Linked DNA regions of Mus musculus: all the other regions are linked to region 4. The links are chromatin loops, found by intact Hi-C in ENCODE. Cell type or tissue: heart. All regions are shown on one strand. Links, peaks and the distances in the headings refer to the core of each region. The heading gives the core; the rest is flanking DNA.

Region 1 (4,915 bases), core at 1,012-3,511, 580 kb before region 4:
AGGGGAATGCCAGGGCCAAGAAGTGGGAGTGGGTGGGTGGTGGAGTGGGTAGGGAAGCATTGGGGGACTTTTGGGATAGCATTGGAAATGTAAATGAAATAAATACCCAATTAAAAAAAAATTTTTTTAAAAAAAGGAAAGGTTGGGTTATTTTGTCTGATAGATTGGGATCATGGTCCTCCACGGTAGCTGGGGAAGCTATGGGACCGAGTGCAACAGTAGCTAGAAATCAACAGATCACAGCGCATCCACAGGAGACAGGAAGGTAGGTTTTCAGTTTGTTCTCTCCTTGTTTTGACTTGATCCAGGGCAGGATTCCAGCCCGTAGGGTGGAGCTATATACTGTCAGGATACCTTTCACTCCTTCCCTTGATCCTCTCTGGAAACACCCGAGCAGACACATCTAAGGGTGCGCCTCATTAATCCCTAATGGATTTCCTAACCCAGCCAAGCTGACAATGGAAGTGAGCCATCATAGACACAGAGCACATAAGGCTACACGGAGCAACAAGACCCGTCACACAGCCCTCGCTGGTCCAGAAAAGGGATTCCTGACTTCAATGTAGAATTGCTGGAAGGGGAGTATTACGTTCAGACCCTTTTCCCTCAAACCATGTGGTGGTGCTGCGTGGAAGTGGGCTGGAGATAGGATGGAGGAGAGCATACAGGATGCTTCGGGGGTCCATGAGAAGGAAGCTGAGCTCTGGCTGGATGTGCAGATTCAACATGGGGTTGTGTGAGGTCTACAGGTAGCGCTCATAGGTTTGGGACCACAGAGAGCTCCTCCACACCTTACCCCTATTCCAAGCTGCTTATGATAATCACCTGAGATTTATTTTTCTGAACTCGGCTGTTCGTGTCTATTAGGGCAGCCCAATGAGGGATGTGAGAAGCTGAAAAGAGGCTTCATTCACCTGGGAACAGGGTGACAGGAGGGTCCTGAGTGTCAGAATCTTCACTTCTAGGATAGATAAGGAACCCTTTCTTGGTGACTGTGCTGAGTAAGAGGCCTAGTAGTGAGGTCAAGGTGAGACCTGTGCTGGATGACAGGGGTGAAGAGGGTAAGGGACAGAGGTGAAGGTGACTCCACAGACTATGGCTGAGAGTTACTGAAGACACTGCTCCCAGGCCTGGCATAGTTAGCCTTGCTCTCTAAGAAGTGTAATTGTTCACTAGAAAGGTGTGTATCTCACCCATTCATACCCTTCCAGCTCAGGAGCATTGGGGATGCCAGTGTGTGCTGGCAGGCAGGCTTTGTGTTGGTGTCTGGTACCAGCATCTCTTTCCTGGTCCTCCTACCACCCCAAGAAGCCCACAGATGTATCCAGTCTCTAGAAAAGAAGACAAGTGAGGCTCATTTGGGATTTGCCCCAGTCCTACCAGGACCAGAAAGAAAAGCTTAATAATTCACAGAAAATACTCACAGGGTACAGTGGGGGAGTCCAAACTAAGAAGCTCCCATAGACACATGCCACATTTGCCACGACAGGTTGGAAAGATGAGTTTCTCAACAGTGAAATGCCTTCCTCCAAGTTCACTTAGGCCCTAAGTGCCAGAGTCTATGATGCTTACAGACTCCTCTGGCCTGGGTACCTTGGAGAAAGCCCGTACATTGTTTTTCTTCCAATTTTTTATTAGGTATTTACTTCATTTACATTTCAAATACTATCCCGAAAGTACCCTATACCCTACATGTACCCCCACTCCCCTACCCACCCACTCCCACTTCTTGGCCTTGGCATTCCCCTGTACTGGGGCATATAAAGTTTGCAAGACCAAGGGGCCTCTCTTTCCAGTGATGGTCGACTAGGATACATATGCAGCTACATATGCAGCTAGAGACACGAGCTCCGGGGTACTGGTTACTTCATAATGTTGTTCCACCTATAGGGTTGCAGATCCCTTCAGCTCCTTGGGTGCTTTCTCTAGCTCCTCCATTGAGGGCCCTGTGTTTCATCCAATAGCTGACTGTGAGCATCCACTTCTGTGTTTGCCAGGCACTGGCCTAGCCTCACAAAAGATAGCTATATTCCTTTATCCCACTCTACGGTTCTGAATGCTCAGAACACCTCCCATGTACCTATTCCCTCATCTCAGTTCACAGGCTGCAAAACCAGCACAAGCTGGTACTGTGGCGCCCTCTGTAAAACGCTGATAGTCGTGTGGACAGCCTGGTTTGTATCTCACGCTCTCCTATTGCCAAGTCATTTTGGAATACCCACCTAATATTTCTGAATATCTTATAAAATGAAATTTAAGAATGACTATCTTAATGGCAAGGGGCGGGGTGAGGATGATGAGCAGTGATTGTAGAGACAACTCTCCACACAGGTTTCTCGCCCTCAAATCGAAAGATAAGGCAAATGTCTTGGGTAGGTACTTAAAAGAACCAGCAGGTGGCAGCCTCCTCCCATCTTAGGAGGGCAATGACCCCGGGTGTTCCTAATAGAGATGGTTGATGTTATTGGGGTTCTTGGCAAGAGGACTAGACTGGTGATTTGCCGATACCTCTGAGAAAACAATTTCTTCCCCTTCGCATTAACCTTCTCCATGGGAGTCTCCAATACTTCCTAGCGACTTATAAGAAGCCTGATTGGCCATCAATTCTTTCCTAATTCCTTATCTGCTTTTTATCCTAGGGTGGGGACAGGAACATTGCAAGCAAGGAGGTGTTTCTGTCCCAGTGACCAACTACCATTCTGATTTGACATGGGCCCTGGTAATAAACAGCCTCCTCTACAACTTGCTGAGCAACTGGCTCCTTTGTACCCTAAGCCCATTTCTGGTTTCCATCTGTTTGCTCATCCCCTCTTGCTGGTTATAAAGACAACCTGTAATATCCCCCATTGTCCTGGTCTATCTCTAACCTTTTACCAGTGATACTTCTAGTCCTCTTTACTCATTTTGATTCCCAGCATGGAGACAGGTGGGGAAATGTGGGACCAACTTCTCCCCATGGCTCTCACTATGCCTAGTGCTGTTGGCTTTCTCTCTATCAAGCCCTGTTTAGATATTGGCTCTTGCACATCATCTTTATTAACATGAGCAGCAATTGGCATAAAGTCAAGAGCACCTTAGCACCTGCTTCCTGGAGCCAGTCTCCATCCAAAAGCACTATAACGTGTTCTCTTCAATCATATTGTGCTGCTCTGTGGCTCAAATCCTGACACTTGTCTTCTGGTTCAAAGAAAAACTCAACATAACAGTGGCCTTGAAGATGCCTACCTCTCTGTCCTATGATGCTCTGGGGGACTGGCCTCCCACTAAGCCACTCAGGAGGCATGGCCACTGGAAGTCCTTGATCAAAAATGGTTTTTCCAGGCAGACAGTGGTGGCACAGACCTTTAATCCCAGCACTTGGAAAGCAGAGGCATGCAGATCTCTGTGATTTTGATACTAGCCTGGTCTACAGAGTAAGTTCTAGAACAAACAGGGCTACATAGAGAGACTCTATCTTGAGCCCCAACCCTCAATCAAAAAATGTTCTTCCCTTGGCACAGGTATGGCTTATTTTAACTTTGAGTTGTATTCCAGCACCATTATCTCCCTGAGATATTTCCTCCATAACCCTCCCCCCACCTCTCTCTCCATCTCTGTGTCTCTGTGTCTGTCTGTCTGTCTGTCTGTCTGTCTGTCTCTCTCTCTCTCTCTCTCTCTCTCTCTCTCTCTCTCCCTCTCACACACACACACACACACACACACACACACACACACACACACACACACACACCATCCCCAACACTCCTTTTCTTCTACAGCATGCACTTCTACCCTTTTGCTTATTCCTGTGTATTGTCTCTGGAAATCAGTTTCTGACCATGTTTTCTTTACCTCGTCTTCGGCACCAAGAACAAAGCCATCCTAGCATTTCCTAGCTACTACTTATTTGTTCACTGAACACATAAGCAGACCAGGGAGGAGGGCTCAGCAGTCTCATTAGCTCCACTTACTAATGGAGTTTGTGCTCCACTTGCACAAACCGTAACAGCATCAATCATCAATATTAGGAACGCCCAGGATTCCTAACAGAGTGCTGACAGTATCCCGTAACTCCTGTTCATCATTGTACAGCTGAAATAAACAGAAAGTGATCTTGATGCCACACCTATAATCATCATGGATCTGATTTCAGATCATGCTTGCCCTTGCCATGAGCTTAACAAAAGAGAATAGAAGAGTGTGGTTTAGAGAAACAGTCACAGAATTGCTCTATGAGGGCATGTAGAAATAGACTTTTATCCAGAGAATTAGATTGTCCTCCAGTGAACTTAGCAGAAAACTTGGGTTGAGGTGAGGGGCAAATACTATGAATTTCAGTGTTTTTTAAAGACAGAGTACACTACACGCCTAACCAAAGGAAAAGTACTTCTCCCAGGACTCTGTATTCACAGGGTTCCTCAGGAGCACCCTCCCAGTTTCAGAGCAGGGAAGGAACATTTCTTAAGAATCAGAGGGAGAGAAGGCACATCCACTGACCTCTCAAAGCATCACTGATGCTGAAGGTCCTTAAGAGCATGAAGGAAAGGAGAGGGGAGTTTCCCAGGCATGCTGGGGGCAGCTCCAGCATGGCCTCCCTCTCTTGTGTGCTCAGGAGTTGCTCAAAAGGACCAAAGGAGGCCTTGGTTGTCCCCAGAGCCATCGTCTTTGCTCTGTAGATTTTCTTCTCACTAAGGACTTAATAAGTAGCTAGCAGAGGAGAAGAAGAAGAGGCCCTCAGTGTACGAAAAGAGCCTCAGAGTCAGAAAGAGAGTAGAGCCAACTTCAAAGAGGCTGAGGACCATGCTCCACTGGGTGCCTTTCAGATGAGCAGGAGATCCAGGTGTGGACAGATGTGTCAATCCAAAAACCCGAGTGAAGCGCATTAGGTGCCTTCCACTCCATGTGACTGATGAGACCTCAGAGCAGACTGCAGATT
Region 2 (4,915 bases), core at 946-3,445, 130 kb before region 4:
GAATCTCTGTGACCATGAATCAGACTCTTTGCAGATTATACCCAAGGCAAGATAAATACCCGTCTCTCTCCTGTCGTTCGCTGGTTTTTTGGTGCTTTCTCTTTTCTCTCCTCTCTCTTATCTCCCTGTGCTTCCATCAATATTGTCGGTGCTATCTACCGGTCGTAGAGGAAACTGTTTCCCATTTCTCTGCTGATATCATCCATCCCCACTGACATTTGCAGAAGAGACAGGCTGTGGTCCTGCAGCACCAGCGATAGCTCTGGTTGTTAATGTCCTTGCTGCCAGGAGTCTTCACGCTGGAATGAGTTCCCCATGGCACCCAGCATCGGATAGCTTTGAGCCCCCGTATCTGAGCTGAGAAATCTGAAGGTCCCCAAATCCTCCCCATGAAGGATCTCTCTCAATGATATTTTCTTTACTAAGCCTCTACTCTGTCTTTATAGCACAAACTGTCAGCTTACCAGTCAGGGACTGTGAGTTATTAACCTGTGAGTTCTCATCTCAAATTCTCTAAAGAAAATATTCACATTCGTGGAAGAAATGTGGTCCTTGACTGATCCCAGCAGGAAGGATGGCCCAACTTGACATCTCTGAACCACACATCTGGGAGACTCTACACTACAGAGATTGATAATCAAACTCTGGAATGAGACTCTCCTGGTCCAAAAGCCCAACTCTCCATGTGGGTATCCCTCTCATCCTCAGGATAGTTGCCTCCTGGCATCTCTACATCCTCTCTGTTCTACCAGGAAGAGGACGACAGTGGTGATGGAATCTCTTGTACTTGCTGGTAGGAGTGAGTGAATAAAACATATAATTGCTTAAAACAGAGCTGTTCAAAAAAAAAAAAAACCACCAGCTACAGATAATTCTATATGTCCCACGGGAAATGCATCTCAAGTTAAATTAATCTCTATCACCTTCTGAGGAGACATTTCAGTGAATTAGAGGGAAGGAGAGAGGCTCCGAATAACTATGGAATGAATGGAAAAGGGCTTTTAAAGATTGCAATAAAAAGAGGGAGAAGGAAGTCACCAGTAATGTCCTGTCCTCCTGTGTGTCACATGCTTCATGTGACGCATAGGGCATGAAACGTGTAGCTTGCATTCAAAACCGTTGTGTCCTGAACCTGAAAAGGAATTCCAAGGGCTTATGGTTTGAATAGCTAGCTCCAAGCCGATGACACTGTATTGGGAGGTTTGAGAGACTTGGGAGGTGGGGCCAGGTTGCAGGAGGTGGGGCCAGGTTGCAGGAGGTGGGCCACTGGAGACAGCCTCTGGTAATCATAGGGTCCCTGGTTATTTCTTGTCCCACTCTACTTCCTAGCCAGTCATGACGTGAATTCCTGGGCTATGGTGTCATCACCATGATGGACTGAACTTTCTGGAATCATGAACACACACATAAACACACACACACACACACACACACACACACACACACTTGTTTTTGTCAGATATTTTGATCACAGTAATGCAGAAGTCACTAAGAGTCAAACAACAAACAAAAGTCCAGCTCAGCAACGAGCATATCTCAGCACTTGTAAGTTGTGCTAAGCACAAAAGGCAACACCATTCATTCTTTCTCCTGCTCTGTCTTTCCGGTTGCTCAAGTCCAGATTTCCAGAAACATCTGGACTAGAAGGGTTGGCTCAAGTTGGTTATCAACAGTGAACAATTAAAAGTGGCCTTGGTGCTGGATGTGGTGTTGCTTTGAAGGTTGAAGCGGGTGGATCATGAGTTCAAGGTTAGCCTGAGCTACATATCAAGTTCCAGGAGAGTCTGAGCTGCACAGTGAGATCTTGTCTTGGAGAACCCTGGCTTAGGGTATTGATCAGTTGTCTGAGGTCTTATTTAGCCTGTGTACCTAGTGGGGTCAGTTTCCAGCACTGGGGTGAAAGTTAGCTTTAGAAAAGGGGAGGGGTGGGGGGATGTCTGCGATTGCAGGAAAATACTATTTTAGCTCTGAAGAGGGCAGTATGCAGCCAAGGCCAAACAGGAACTCTTGATTCCTATTTCATTCAAGGGCCTGAAGGCAGTACAGCCCCCAGGAGTCCAGGCAGCTTGAATTTCTGAGAGCTTATTTCTTGACAGACAAACACATCTTCACTCATGAAATAGGATTCTTGAGGTTTGAGCACAGTTACACGTTGCCTCTCTGAGGGACACACTGCAAACTGATACGAAGGTGGTTATGCAAGATGGATGGGAAAGTTCCCATTTGTCCTTCCCTCGGTTCTCGCTCTGCTCTCTCAGATCAACCTCTATGAAGCTAAACAATAGCACAGCCTTCCCAGATGGTGCCCGATGTTTGCAGAAGAAAGTGTTTCCTTTTTCCCTAAGGCTGTTAGCACAGAGGCTTCTGCTGCCCGAAGCAAAATATTCTCGAAAACATCCTTTGCACAGAAAGGAAATATTGGGAGTGGGGAATCTTAGCTCCTGGGCTGCATTTATCAAACCAATCACAGCAATTATAATTAGAACACAAACTAACTGAACACTAAGCATGAAATACATTTGCAGAAAACCCGAACTGCATGCAATTAAGTCCCGTGTGGTGGCATTTCGAGGTATGTCATTAATACATGAGGGGAGGGGTTGGAACAGATTCTCTCCTTAAATAACTTGTTCTGGTTGCATTAAAGACTTCAACTAGGGTCGGCAAGAAGAAATAAGGATGCATAGCACGGACTGCTACACGCAGAGCTGTAAGACAGATGTCAAAGGGTCACTCAATTGGCTACTTAAGACATCACTTTGTGACGCCCTGTGAAATATGTTCACTGGGCATCAATTCAACTCAGGTCTGTGTGAAAAGAAGGGGAGAGCTTTGGGGAAAGGAGAACTTTAATTCTTTGCCTCCATTTTGGGACTGCATTAAACTACAGTGTTAGAAATCTCCCTGTGGCTTCCCATTACTCAGAAAGATTCTTCTTTTAAAATATTTTATTTACTTATTCGTTTATTATGTGCTACAGGGTTGCTACACGTGCCACAAGCACCATGAAGATTAGAGGACAGCTTGCAGGAGTTGGTTCTCCCCCTTCCACCGTGCTGGTTCCAGGCATGAAAATCAGGTGGTCAGGCTTGGTGGCAAATATCTTTACCCGCGGAAACATCTCTGCAGCCCAGAAAGTCCATTCCTGTTAGTCTCCTCGCCTCACTGTGGTCTATCTTGACACTCCTAATGCTTATCTTTTTTATGTTTGTTTGTTTTTAACCTTGACCTACACCGTCTTTCCTTTGCCAGACTATGACTCTTTGAGGTCAAAGATTTCAACTCTTTATCCTGGGTCTCCAGCATCAACCATATGCCGCTTGGTCAAGCAGCAGAACGGGTGCTTGGCAAATGTTGAATGAAGAATGACCAAGTGCACAGGTAAATAACTAGCCAGGGAACAAAACACCCTTCTGCAGCCAGCTCAAAGCCACTCCAGATAATCCTTCTCTTTTTCTATTTCTCCCATATCAGAGTCAGCCGTTTCATTCCTGTGACGGCAACCCAGGACAGTCTTAGGGGAAAAAAAACCAGCTTTTCACAGAACACCTCTGGAGAGGCAATTCAGGTTTAAAGAGATCCACATGGCATGTAGTGGTGACTAGGTCAAGCACTATAGATCTTCTTAGAACACTTCTTTGACTAGAAGCCGAGTTTTTCCTGTGATAGTGTTTAGGAGAGTGGGTATCAGATGACAGACTTTAGACTGTGTATTCTGACATCTTTCCATATAAAATATGTTTTTTTTAAAGACTGTATATAGAGTTGTCATGTAACCTTCACCCTGTTCCCTCAGTGTGGAAAAGATCACAAGCGGGACCTAACAGTTGGTACAAGTGACATTCCTACTCCAGACTTAGTTTTAAATGCATGTGTGTGTGTTTGCATACTTTACAGTTCTGATAACAGCTCCTTGCTTTCCCCCACTCCCCCCTCCCCCCCCCCCCCCCACTCCGGAGAGCACCAGAGGAAGGGGCCCAGGCTGATCTATCCCAGCACAGGACTTGGCTCCTGATGGCACCTGTGTGGCTTATATTCTTCTCATGTGCAGAGCAGGTGACCGATTATCGTCCACATACTCACTTAAACTTGCAGTCAGCACGTGTGCAAGCTGCAGGAACAACATTTTAAGGCAGAAAAGCAGAGCATGAAGCATCTATTATTTTAGAGGCCAAAAGTTGGCCATTTTCCCCAATTGTGAATTGGCAAACCGGCTAATTGCTCCAAAGCGACCCTGGAATCGAGCTGTGATCGCCGGAAAGCGCAGCTTTTAGGACCCCATCTTTCACCCCTGGGCTGAGGAAGTGGGAAGACTTCGCAGGGGCCCAGGGCTCCTCCTGCTTTCTTTCACCCCCACTTTCACCCCTTTCTTCCTTGGGGCCGGACTGTTTCACCCCGTCTCCAGGCAACAGCCAGGCGCGCCAGGCGGGACGTCATTTCCTGAAGAGCCCGCGGGGGGACGGGGCGGGGAGGGGGAGGGGCGAGGGGGCGGGGCCAAGTCCCGGCTGGCGACGGCGGCGGCGTCGGAACTCGCTGGAAGACTCAGCCCAGAGCTGCTCAACAGTTCGCAAAGTCCGGGCTCCCGGCCGCGTGGCTCCGTGTGCGCCCGGGCGGCGTTGGGGCGCGGGGGCCCGGGCTGCTGCATGGTGGGCGGCCCGGGACATGCCCCGCACCCCCCGCCGGACGCCCGCGTGGCTCCTCTGGCTGCGACTGCTCCGGACTCTGAGCCTAGATTGACCGGCGCCCTAACTTCTTTCTGACTTTGGGGTCCCCCAGCCCTAGAGGAACGGGCATCTCGGCTGGGGGAGCCCCGGACATGGTGTGACGGGGCGGGCGGCGTGGCTGCGCCCCCCACTGCGGCCACGCACGGTCCCCGCGCCTTCCGGCATGTAGCTGCTGTTCTCGCTCCCCCCGG
Region 3 (2,500 bases), core at 1-2,500, 110 kb before region 4:
GGAGCTTTTATTTATTTGTTTGTTTTTAAAAGGTTTACTTTCACGTGTAGGGGTGCTTTGAGTGAGTACTTGTGTCTACATGCCTCATGTGCTTGCTTGCTGCCCACGGAAGGTCAGAGGTGAGCCTTGTCTGTATGTGTACCACGTGCACGCAATGCCCAAAAAAGGGGCTCAGGACCACCTTGCGCTGGTATTATAAGCAATCGTAAGTCATTGTGTGGGTGCTGGGAACCAAACTAGGGGGCTCTGCAAGAACAGCAAGTGCTTATAAGCCCTGAACCATCATTTCCCAAGTCTCAAAAGAGAGCCCTTAAACAAGGTTGTCCTTTAATTTTCAAACGCACAAGGTGGCACCTGGGTACCAGCACTCTCATGAATACAATTATACACACTTAAGTCACACACACACACACACACACACACACACACACACAAATAAAACAAAAGTGTGTGTATGTTTGTGTGTTTCACCTTTACATTGAATTCTGAGATTTCTAGAATCAAAACAAAAAGCGAGATCTGTAGCTGAGTTTCTACAGTCCAAGGAGCGCTGAAGGCAGGAAGACCATGATTTAGATTCCAGCCTGGGATATTTAGCACAAGTTAGAAAAGAAAAGTGAAATGTGAAATGAATTTTGTTTTACTAGAAAAGCCATGGTACTCAAGATGTAGCATCCCCGCTGGTGGCCAGCCCTGACAGGAAGGCTTTCTTGCCTGCTTTACTGCCCTGTTCACTTTATGTGGAACTCCTTGCTCACCGCCTCCCGTGTCTACCCCTGGGTGCGCGGGAGATCAAGCCAGAGGAATGTTGTGCCTCCTGGTCTGTTAGGAGACCATAGATGAAATGATCGCCTGTAGTGAGAATGTAGTGAGGTGAACTTGCCGGGCCAGGAGCCCCACGTGCAGAGAGGCCCGAAGTGGAAAAGAAGCACCCGACACCGAGAGAAAGCTCAGGTGGCCTGCAGGAGCTGCAGCTGCCAGGGGGCAGGGCTGGCGCCGCCTGACAGCGGAAAAGGAAGCTTGCATGGCTGCTCAGAGGCCACAGGGAAGGGAGGCAGGCCCTTTTCATTCTAAAAGGATCTGGCCACTCTGCAGTGCTGGTCTGGGGGGCCTGAAAGGAGGCTGGAGGTCCATGCAGTTAGAGGTCCTTAACACAGAAGGAAACCGTGCACGTTAGAGTTTCATTTCTCATGTCATTGAAATATGTTGCTGGGGGCAGAGTCCACACTGCCAGTTCTGCTTGCTCTCGAAGCAGGCTGAATGGGAGGCCTTTTCAGGCCATGAGGACAGACAGCTGGGGCCTTGCAGCCTACAAATCCCATGTCTCCCTTTGAAAACTTTCCTTTATTTGGGACAAAGTATAGAGTTGGCTTGTGCTGGCCTTGCGGTACGTGAACCCCCAGCGAGGGTGTGGGGCTGTGTTTGGAGACCCCTAGATTCATATCCAGGCCCTGCCTCTGACTCTCTTTGTGACCTTGAGTAACACACACCTTTTCTCTTTTGTGCACCGGGAAGACTGTGGCTGTCATTGTGATTTTGCTATTGCTGCCCCCTGCAGGTGGCCAAAGGAATCACAACAGGCAGAGAGCATGTTCCTCGGGCTATCTTCCCAGAGTCTGGTTATACAAAAAATGAAGATGCCCAATCTAGGAAAATAGATGCATATGTACTCAAGGCTGTAACTAAAAGAATGTTAGTCACACATACCTCCACTGGGAAGAAGCTAAAGCCTAAACGTCCAGTGTTCAAGGAGTAAGAACTCCGTGCTGGCTGAGTATTCTCAGTGTGGAAACCTACGAGCTTACTGCCACTGGACTGGTCATGAGATAGCCCCCTAAATGATTTTCTTCTAAAACAAAGTGGAGCTTTGGCATGATTGTGCATACCTATAGTGGTAGCCCCTGACAGGTAGAGGCAAGAGGATCAGAACTTTGAGGCCAACCTTGAGTTAAAAGAGACCCTGTCCAAAAACACCAATAGCAATAAGGAATGAATGAGTGAGTGAATGAATGAACGAACATAAAATTTCCATTATGAGTTCATTTATGAACAAGAAGATGGTTTTGTTATTGTTGTTCTTTTGTTAACATGCCTCTAGTCCCGCACGGTGGCCTTTCCAGGTTACTCCTTTGTCCTCTACTGGGAATTGTGTCCTTCTGGCCTATGATGTTGGGCATCAGAGTTCTCTCCAAAGAGCAGAGCGAGGTGATTTGCCTCCTGAGAGCACCATGTGTAGAAACATGCACGCATAATTCATATTTCAATTATCATGGTGTGGGTCTGGTGGTGGAGAGCATCTGCCCCAGGCCATCTGCCAGGTCAGATGGGGACTGCTCTGATTTGCACTGGAAGAACCCAGGAAAGCCCCTGGGTCCAGTTTTTCAGTTGTGGGTGGTGACATTAGTGGCAGCCCTGGCCTGCAGTGGCCTTCTCTACCTGCAAGGGAGTGGAGTGATGATCTCCAGCTTGTACCACGGAAACAGATGGGCCGAGTAGCATG
Region 4 (4,915 bases), core at 1,487-3,986:
TCTGCTATAGAGGGGAGATGGGGAGAGTGGCTAGCCTGGTGAGCTGCTAGGCACTGTGGAGTGATACATTAAGTCATTAGTGGCTAGCGTGTGGTCAGTGCCTGCTTACCTCTTCATGGTTACTGTGCAGTGTCCTCCATCAGGCGGCCTGGGTGGTCTCTGCAGGGGACCCGGGTCTGATAATAGAGTGCCAGTCATTGTCTGCAGACCTTTCCCCCTCCCTCTCTCTCTTCCCTTGCAGGCAGTGCTGTCTCTAGAGACACCACACGGGGCTCATCTGCCGCTGACACCCTCCGCTGTGCCCTGTGTGGTGAAGTCAAGTCCTCTGCAGAAGCAGATGGCTCCAGCTCAGGTCCCTCTGGTAGGAATGAGCCCTCAGCATCTTTCTTCAGCCACGGGGCTTGGCCAGACCTTGGGGATGCTGTAAGCTCCGCTAGAGCAAAATAAATGCAACAGAGGCTCAACATCCCAGAGGGATGCCCTCCCTAGGGTGGTCCTCCACTGCCCATCAGCCACAAGTGCAGGGGTAGCTGGCTGACCCACCGTGCTTGGCTGCATCTAAGTCCTCATGTAATTTCTCTGTCTTTCCTTCCCTTGCAGAGAAGAACACCCCCAAAAAGCCTTCCACCCCCATCCTCAAACGGAAGAACAGGCAGACGGGCTCGCCAGTACGAATGGCCCCTGGACTCTGGTACCTGGCTGCTGCGCCCCCAGCCCCAGCCCCACCGGCTTTGGCCTACATCTCCTCAGCTCCCATTATGCCTTATCTACCACCCACTGTGTGAGTCCCCCCTTCCAGCTGCCCCATGCTACCTGGGTACCCGCAAAAAACCACCCCAGCATTCTTACATCATGTCAGGATGCTGTGAGCCAGGGGTAGTGTCTTCCTGTATGGAAAATGGAGTATAAGCCTGACATTCTTGTAGTCACTCAACAAACTCTCATGGGACAGGCTTCTGGGTGCTTGGGGACCCAGTGGTGAACTAGACTAGCAAGAGGGCCCTGTCTCTGGAGTTACAGCTTCTTGAGGACCTAGAACCATAAGCCATCTTTCTTTCCTAATGAGTAAGCCTATAATAAGGTGTGTGTTTGTGTGAGTTTGTGTGTGTATGTGTGTGCACACGTGTGTATAAAGTAAGCATAGTTTCTATTCCTTCTCCCTTCTTTTTTTCAATCAATTCTCATTAGTGGGATGGTTTTGGATTTAGGAGAATTGAGTGCACACTACACAGCTCTCCCATGCACTGCCCCTCCCCCACAGCCCATTCCCATGGCTGTGTTCCTATGCAAACCCGTCACTAGGAGAAAACCAACTGGAATGCTTTAGTATTAGCCGAAGCTTGCTCTTTTCCTCTAGCATGCTTGTTTTAGGCCTGATGCCCATTCTATTCCGGGGCACCATCCAGGATCCCCTACATTTCATTGGCAACTTGGGCTCCTCTTGGTGGTGGCAGCTGCTCCATACTGCCCTGTCTCTGTGACTTTGGCATGCAGGGGCACCAGCTAGATGGATTTGGTCTTAAGCATCACTTACCAAAAAGGCGGAGAGTGGGCATGGCAGCCTGGTGACATTTCAGGAATTGGCTGTACCAGAATCCCCTCTCTTATGAGTACTATGGCGGAAGCAGAGGAGTGTTTCTTTAAGCCTCAGTTTCTCTATCTGTTCAATGAGGAAGTGACTCTGCTAGGTCCTGATGTGTGAGGATTAAGTGAGACACTGTCAGACCCCACTGGGATATGTGTGGAGTCTGTCTTGTGACTCCAGGAAGTGTCATGACTGACTAAATGGAACATTAGCCACCCCCCCAAGCCCCTTTCTAGTCTTAGCCTCAGTTTCCTCCACTGTAAAGTGGGCCTGTTGGGCTGCAGTGTTACCAATAGACAGCCTCTGTGATTAATGGGGTAGTAGTTGGCTCTGTAGCAGCTGATGCCAGCAGAAGAGAAGCCCAAGGCACCAGCAGGCATGAGGGGTCAGGCCTGAGGTACATTTTCTTCTGCCTTCTTGCTTGAGTCCTGGTGGGTCCCTAGGGCCAGCCTTTCTTCGTGTCCAGACCCTGGCTCACGTGGTATGGACACCTGCCCACGTTTCCTGTCCTCGGGCTGGGGAGGTTTGATGTCCTTTAGCAACCCTATGGTAGCCTCAGCATTCTCTACTTGTCTCAAGACAAATCTTTACAATCTGGGCCTGGGGGGCGGGGGGGAGCTCACCCCAGTGTGGTGGCCCCAAGGAAGGGACAATTGAGTGGACAGCACTTGGAGAATGACTTTGGGCTCATCACTTTGTCTCTCTGGCCTGTTTCTTCTTCTGAGAAACAGATACTCGAGATGATTAGGTGAATATATGGGAAGCCATGGCTTCATCAAGCCTTCAGGTCTTGTTAGAACAAGCCATACCTTGGTTTTCTTCTGTCTGGGCAGCAGGACTAAGCTTGCACCATGGTTGAACCAGCAATCGCAGTGGTGCTGTGCTGCCACCTGCTGGCCAGATGCAGCCCTGCAGCTGACTGAGGCTCTCTAATCCAGTGCCTTCAGGGAAGGCTTGGATCAAGCTGGCCCTCCTATGAGCTGCAAGGATGGAAGCCACAGAGAGCCCAGGTTCTCCCTCAACGAGGGTGTCTGAGCAGCTCTGCTACCCCCAGGAAGCCCAGTCGTTCATTTTGGCACCTTCCATCAACACCTGCCATCTGCAGATTGATGTTCCAGATACTGACTTCCATTGCAGCCCCAGAGTGTACACTTAAGGGGGTCTGATTGCTATGTCAGAGGCTGGAATGAACTAGTCGTGCCTACACCTGCTCCAGGGCAAGCACTCACACATATACTCTCCTTCATCCCTCCCAAGTTTGTTTCTCCACAGTGGCCTTGGACAGGAGAGGAAAGAGCAGGGTGTACAGTAGACATGGAACCCATAGCTGGTGGCTTTGCCTGACCCTTGCCAGATCGTATGTTCTTCCTTCTCTCCCCAGGTACTATGCAGCCCCAGCACCTACCTCAGCCCAGACAGCTTCCCCGCAGCCTGCTCGGGGACCTCGGAGAACCCGGCACTCAGTCCAACTGGGTCTGAATGACCTGGAGGAGCTGCAGGCCGCACTCAGAGAGGCTGCACAGGCCGCCGAGAACGTTCGCTCCACCACCCGCCAGCTGAGCCGCTCCCTGTCTGCGGACCTGCGCCATGCCCGTAGCCTGCGAGGCTCCTGCCTTTTCTGACTCCCTGGAGACTCTGAGACTAAGTAGGCAGGCAGCCGCTGTTGTTTCCCAGTCAACAGTCTCCTGGTACCACTGATGGCTGGAAGATGTCACGTTCCCCTCCCCAGGAGTGCCACCTGATTCATGTGGCGTATTTAAAATGGAGAGACATTGGCCTAGTCAGGAGTGGATGAATGTCTGGGGGCCAACTCTGTCTAACAGGTGTAGTGATCATGGCTCCCTCTGTCGAGTCAGAGTCGCTGAGACTCCTCCTCGTCCCCCTCCTGCCCATGTGCTTCTGCAGCTAATAATGTGGCTCTTACTGGACAGAATGTCTTTACACTGGGGAGCTAACTTGGGCTTGGACCTGTCTCAGAAGGCCAGAGAGGAAAAGAAAAGTCTAGGGTCTCTGAAGCATTTTGGACACTGCCTGTGATAGCTACTCTGAGGCAGGCGTTGTCAGGGAGAAGAACTAGTTAGGGATTTTGTTCCTAGTAACTAGTGGGCAGGGGTAGTACTTGGGGACCCATTAATGTCTTGGGGCTGAGGCCTCAGCTGACGCACGCCCAGCTCTTCTGTGGTTACAGAAGTTTTTCCCATGAGCTCATGGAGTAGAAGCTGCTCATGTAGGCCAGGAAGCACCCAGCAGCCTCAGACATACCCACTATGTCTTTGGCATCCACTTAGGACCAAGCTACCTTGCCAGGCCCTGGCCTGAGGCTGATAGACCAGGCCGGTACCCGTTTCCCTGTCCCATAGCAGAGTGACCTCAACATTTCTGGGATGTGTGTGTGTGTGTGTGTGTGTGTGTGTGTGTGTGTGTGTGTGTTATCACAGATTGTTTATATATTTGAGGCATTTTTTAAAAATCTATTTTTGTTATAAAACAAATGAAGGAAAATAAATAATGAACTTAAGAACGGGCAAAGAAATCCCCAAAGCTACCTGTGGCTGTGCTGTGTATCCAGAGCCTGGGGTTTCTAAGGCGAGGGTGCAGGCAGGGAAGTGGACACCCAGCTAAGGTCTCCCCCAGGGTACTTGCTGCATATCATTCCAGAGTCTGCCTAGGCTTCTGCTCACATCTGTCTCCCCTGCTTCTCCTGTCCTTTGCCTGCAGAGGCCAGATGAGCAAGGCCTGTCATGAATTCCCAGGCCAGAAACAGTGGGAGACACTCAGCAGGAAGTGTGTGACAAAGCCTCAGGCCAGAGTCTCCTTCCAGAGACTTCCATGGCACCCTATGCCTGTGGCCAGCTTGACTCTGGGCATGCGTGTGGCAGTGACTGTGACTCACTCTGCCCCAGTGCATTGACAGACAGAGCAGGGTGCTTCATCAGGTGCCTTTCCTGGTTCTGTGACAAAATAACTGAAAAAAGCTAATGATGGTGGGCTCAGGGGACACAGTCTACCATGGCACACTGCATCCAGTCAGGACAGCCATAAGCTTAGCAGGCAGAAATGATTTATGGGTGCTCAGCTTGTTTTCTGCTTTTGGTTAAATGGGGGATCCCAGCCCAAGGAATGTCACTGCCTACAGTCAGGGTGGCGGCTCTCTCTGGAAATGTCCTCACAGACACACATGGCGTACATCCCCTAGGGGACTGCCAATCCAGTCAAGTGTAAAGATGATCTCAGACCCTGTCTTTGCCACCGAGTGGACTGTGCCTCAGGAACTCCGGTCACAATTGTGCAATCGATGTCAACTGGCCTTTAGGGAAGCAGTGTCATCTC

Evidence for each region. A loop is a pair of places that touch in the nucleus more often than their neighbours do. Peaks named below come from ENCODE experiments on the same cell type or tissue, not always from the same donor. Only the 100,000 strongest peaks of a DNase experiment are listed, where the experiment ranks them.
Region 1: it touches region 4 in a loop (5-fold over the local background); 15 of 42 quality-filtered maps call a loop at or near these places.
Region 2: a loop joins it to region 4, with 3 times the contacts of the local background. A loop is called at or near these places in 6 of 42 quality-filtered maps.
Region 3: it touches region 4 in a loop (3-fold over the local background); 6 of 42 quality-filtered maps call a loop at or near these places.

Annotation. Positions count from the first base shown.
Region 1 is chr4:63,945,729-63,950,643 of GRCm38, reverse strand. No RefSeq gene overlaps it. Among named protein-coding and RNA genes, the nearest start is that of 8030451A03Rik, 37 kb to the left of the region's middle. In heart, for the core only: a CTCF peak has its summit at 2,391 (motif pointing right); a DNase peak (open chromatin) is centred at 2,383; H3K27me3 peaks cover 620 bases.
Region 2 is chr4:63,495,636-63,500,550 of GRCm38, reverse strand. Whrn (whirlin) reads left to right here and starts at 4,560. Exons shown (of 12, transcript NM_028640.2): 1 at 4,560-4,915. In heart, for the core only: a CTCF peak has its summit at 1,978 (motif pointing right); no DNase peak of the experiment used is centred there.
Region 3 is chr4:63,479,305-63,481,804 of GRCm38, reverse strand. All of the region lies in intron 1 of Whrn (whirlin), which reads left to right. Among named protein-coding and RNA genes, the nearest start is that of Whrn, 15 kb to the left of the region's middle. In heart, for the core only: a CTCF peak has its summit at 1,561 (motif pointing left); no DNase peak of the experiment used is centred there; H3K27ac peaks cover 775 bases.
Region 4 is chr4:63,366,338-63,371,252 of GRCm38, reverse strand. It overlaps Akna (AT-hook transcription factor), which reads left to right. Exons shown (of 22, transcript NM_001045514.3): 20 at 242-361; 21 at 601-781; 22 at 2,967-4,130. The coding sequence ends at 3,207. Among named protein-coding and RNA genes, the nearest start is that of Orm2, 6.3 kb to the right of the region's middle. In heart, for the core only: no CTCF peak of the experiment used is centred there; a DNase peak (open chromatin) is centred at 2,482.